Regions from separate parts of the Homo sapiens genome. Here region 2 is linked to region 1. A link is an interaction called in ENCODE POLR2A ChIA-PET data of the cell type or tissue named here. Cell type or tissue: PC-9. All regions are shown on one strand.

What was found. Peaks named below come from ENCODE experiments on the same cell type or tissue, not always from the same donor. Only the 100,000 strongest peaks of a DNase experiment are listed, where the experiment ranks them.
Region 2: POLR2A ChIA-PET joins it to region 1 with 15 read pairs; 2 of 35 experiments call an interaction of 5 or more read pairs at or near these places.

What each region holds. Positions count from the first base shown.
Region 1 is chr1:85,905,783-85,908,282 of GRCh38, forward strand. COL24A1 (collagen type XXIV alpha 1 chain) reads right to left here. Exons shown (of 60, transcript NM_152890.7): 28 at 1,412-1,465. Among named protein-coding and RNA genes, the nearest start is that of ZNHIT6, 200 kb to the left of the region's middle. In PC-9, no CTCF peak of the experiment used is centred here; no DNase peak of the experiment used is centred here.
Region 2 is chr1:85,974,738-85,977,237 of GRCh38, forward strand. All of the region lies in intron 20 of COL24A1 (collagen type XXIV alpha 1 chain), which reads right to left. Among named protein-coding and RNA genes, the nearest start is that of COL24A1, 180 kb to the right of the region's middle. RefSeq lists an enhancer at 2,175-2,254. In PC-9, no CTCF peak of the experiment used is centred here; a DNase peak (open chromatin) is centred at 1,424.

The DNA of each region.
Region 1 (2,500 bases):
GCACAAAGTGGTTTAGGAAAAGACTGTGCTTAGATACACAGCTTGTGCTTAAGGACTCAAATTACTTAATTAACAAAAGGAACAAGTAAGTATTTCTTCTTTTTTTCATCTGTCACAAATTGGTTGAACTTTCCCATTATGACTTATACAAAGTTGAATAAACACATTTGACCTAACTAAATATTGAATGCTGGCAGGGTACTAACCACTAAATGGCAGTTTGGGTACAAATCATCTATCATCATTTTTTATTTTATTTTAAATCTCATTTGGGCTAATATATTAGAGATGTGACCATAGAGTATAAATCTGTAACCCAGGAAGGAAAATAGTTTTTCAGAAAGGAAACATTAATAAAGGCAAATCTGCTCTCTTTCTTCAAGCTTCACCGAAAACACAGGATATGACTTTGAAGTCATTACTTCAAACTGGGAATTCATTAACAATTTTCTCCCATTTGCCAACTGGAAAACTGCAAGGTCTTTTTTTTTTTTTACCATGGTTAGGTAGAGGATATTTTTAGAATTTTAAAATATTTTCTTCATAAGCTCTAAAACTTAAATCAAAGTAAGGTCAAGGCATAACACAGAATCCTTAAAGCCCACATATCCAAATTAATTTAAAAAATACTCCCTGATATTCCATATGGTATTGAATAGCATGGGCTTTGGAGTCAGACACACTAAGGTTTGAATACTGCTTGTGCCATTTCTGTGTGTCTATAGAGGCCGTATACTTAAACTTTGAGAGCCCTGGTTCCCTCAACTATAATAGCTAAGATATAATATTTTTCTCTCTCTAGTGGTTTTGAGTATTGAGATAATATATGAAAGAGTGCCTGGCATGTGACAGGCATGCAATAAATAGTGGCTCTTATTTCTTTAAAAAGGATTTAATGTTTAAGATACAACTTAAAGAGATGAAGATTTATTATTTAATTCTGTATACATGATTATTAGACAATGATGATTATAATAACTTTGATTTACAATTAATAAGCTCTTATTCATCTTGTGTATCTTTGTTCCACTTCTTATTGCTTTTATTTTGTCATGATGTTATTTTTCCTTGCTATGTAAGTCTGTAGAGAAATAATTCATTTAAAGATCTTCACATTTACCATTCTCTCAAAGAATGGAATTGGAGGCTGGGAATAAGAAACAAGAATTCTATATGAGTTAGTGATACATGTAAAAATTAAAATGGAAAAATGTGATTTTATAACTACAAAAGATTATGAGTTGTATTTCAATTAACATAGGGCATTCATCTAATATAATGAAAATAGAAAAAACCTGACAAGATCTAAGCAGAATTCTAGAAGGTATGATGCTATTTTTGTTGCACATTTTCCACTATTTATGAAGTAATTTTGGGGGGGTTAATGTACTTTTTTCCTTAGATTACTTACTCTTTGTCCTTTAGGACCTTGACTCCCAGGTGGTCCTCTTGCCCCCACATGACCCTATATGTTGTAAATTTAAAGTCAGTTGTAGAATTTACAAGAATACTATCAGAATAATAGCCATAATCTTTCTTATAACATATATCCTTCTCCCAGGACATTTTTACAATTGATTAGTCTTCCTTAAAAATATGCTTTAATCACACTGCCCTCTACCAATATTCTGCTTTTGAAATATTCTACTATTTGGACAAATTTAATGTCTGGGTGTTTACACCCTGAATAAAAAATGGAGAAGCTTTTAATATTCACTGACCAAGTCGTTTTCAGAAGGAACACATATGGAGTGATGGAGGAAGGAGATATCCATTGAGCTAGACAGACCGGTCTAATCTGCCTGGCCCATCAAAAAAGCAATGGCTATCATGGTAATATTTCTTTACTATTATTCTAGATATTTATGCCAATCCCATCACATAAAAATAGTTTTTTTGTTATAAAAATGCCACAAAATGTTCCAAATTACTATGCTATAAAAATAGCCTGCAATGGAGATTAAGTTGCTATTTATTATTAAGTCAATTATAATGAATTATTTTTATAGCTATAGTCTTTAATTAAGACTCAACTGGAAAACAAAATTTATTTATCTATTAACCCAAGGTAGATAAAAATGAAGTAAACTTTAGTATTTCAAATTTATTTATTATTTTATGTGACTAAAGATATTAGTAACTGTTCTTGAGACTACTCTTCCTAATTTTAAAAGCCAACAACATATTTGCAAATATACTAGAAAATTGGGCTTATTTTTAAAACAGAAGCTTCACAAATAATAAAAGTCTTCACTGATAAGAAAAGTTCTGCTCAGGGGATCCTAAAGGCCGATCTTGTTCATATTTTAAGTTCATAATAGCTGTCAGATTCTGATAAGCAAAATTAATTTAGGGGAAACACTTCATCATCTTTTTGTAAACAAATGGAATATTTTCAATACTACAATTTTTGTTTAATAAATACATATTTTTATGAATTTTATCTGGTTGTGATAATATTTACAAATTTCTGAGAAAAATATGTTGAAGCTTACACTTG
Region 2 (2,500 bases), 69 kb after region 1:
TCATATGTTAAACACAAACTTTAAAAAAGTTAAAATGTGCAGAACTGGAAGTAGAGTGCAGATTTGAAATCCAGTTCTGCACTTTACTAGAGATGTAAACTATTTCTTAATCTATAGAATCATGTTACCATCAGCATCATAAGGTTGCTGTAGGAATAAATAAAATGATACATAGAATATAACAGGAACTTAATAAATATCAGTTTCCTTTCTCCTTTTATATCAGACATTAATTAGTAGACATTTCTCAAAGGGAGACATACAAGTGGCCAATAAATAAATGAGAAAATGTTCAACATTGCTAGTCATCAGGGAAATGCAAATCAAAACCAGAATAAGATATCATCTCATTAGAATGATCATTATTAAAAAGACAGAAAATAACAAATGCTGGTGAGAACACAGAGAAAGGGTGATTTATTGGTGGGAATGTAAATCAATACAGCTAATATGAAAAAAGTATGGAGTTTCCTCAAAAAAATAAAAATAGAACTACCATATGATTTAGCAATCCCACTACTGAGTATATATACCAAAGAAAGAAAATCAGTATATCAGAGAGATAATCTGCATTCTCAAGTTTATTGCAGTGTTACTCACAATAGCCAAAATACAGAATCAACATAAGTATCCACCAACAGATGACTGGATAAAGAAAATGTAGTATATTATACACAATGGAATATTATTCCACCATAAGAAGAATGAAATCCTATATTTGCCACAACAAGGCTAGAATGGGAGGATATTATATTAAGTGAAATAAGCCAGACACAGAAAGACAAATGTTGCATGTTCCAACTCATATGTGGAAGCTAAAAAAAAATTGATCTCATGGAGATAGAGAATAAATTGAATGGTGGTTAGCAGAGGTTGGGAATGGTAGTAGGGAAGGGGCTTCCACTTGGACAGAACAGTGTATGGAGACTCACATCATGGACTTTTGCTCCAAGAACCACTACAGTAAAGTACCAGGAAAACTTAAGGATTTCATAGATCCTCTGACAGAAATGGCATGCTGCTACAAATTCTGCAAGACAGCAAAAAAACTGTGAGTTCCCAAAGTGTGTGAGGGGGAACACCTGCCTCCAGACACACATCCCCACTGGGGACCCTGAAAACCCAGATTACAGGAGAAGGATTTAACCTTACCTAGAGCTGAAACTGATTTAGCGTGAAACATAAAAGTAGAAGCAGCAGCAGGAAGAGCATTGTAGGCACTCCCATTCTCCAGCTCAAGCCAAGGGAAGCCATCCTTGACTATATCTCACTAGGGCCCTCAGGGAAGGCAGCCGGCAGAATCTGGGAGGGGTCACAGGCTGAAAAAAGATTCCAACTGAACTTTGTAATAATTTTGACTGAATGCAAACTCTCTAGAGCAGAATCTGAGGGTGAAACGGAACTGTTGCAGAGAGTAGCACAGGAGCCAAGGCCAACAGTATTTGAAGGCAGGGAGGGGCGAGGCCTGAAAGCCTTGCTTGCTTTCTCAGCAGGGAAGCTTATAGCCTGGGGCAAGGTCTGAATGCTGAGCACAGGCTACCTGGAGACAAACTCAGTGCTGTTAGTAGGGCACATTGTCAGGGGCAAAACCGACCTCTACATGGGAGCTGGGTAAGACCTAATGCTACCGGCTTTCCCCTACTTCTCTGATGACAGAGGGTATTATGGAACAAAATGCCCTCTGGAACATAACCCCATTGGCCCAAGAACCACACCCCCTCCCCCACAGGAGTGTGGCAAGCCCTGCCCAAGGAGAGAGTCTGAGCTCAGACTGGCGTAACCCTGCTCCCACCTGATGGTACTTCTCTACCCGCCTAGTAGCCAATCACAAAAGACATAAACTCTTGGGAGCTTTATGGCCTTGCCCATCACCTGAGAAACCCAAATACTTATTCTGGCCAACTTAGGGCAAGCTTATATCCCCCTTCCACTACTGCAGCTGGTGCTCTCTTGAAAGCAATACCTCCTGGCTGGAGGCCAACCAACTCAGGATATTATGGCAACTCATGACAAAATAACCTGACAAAATAACCCTACTCCAAGGAAGTACTCAAAAATAACTCATGACAAAATAACCCTACTCCAAGGAAGGAGAAAACAACAGCTAATTCCACTGACTGCAACACCCTGGCTAACCAGAGGTCCTGAGTCTGTTCACTGCTAGCATAACCAGCATTTGAGAAAGCCAGCACGTGAAACGTATCTACAACCAAGGACTCTTACAGTCTACTTCACTCCCCTGCCACCTCCACCAGAGCAAGTGCTGGTATCGACAGCTGAGAGACCTGAAAATGGATTACATCACAGGACACTTTGCAGACAATCTCCAGCACCAGCCTGGAGCCTGGTAGCCCTGCTGGGTGGCCAGACCCAGAAGAGCAATAACAATCACTGCAGTCCAGCTCTCAGGAAGCCCCATTCCTAGAAGAAGGGGGAGAGCACCACATCAAGGGATCACCCCATGGGACAAATTAATCTGAACAGCAGCCCTTAAGTTCCA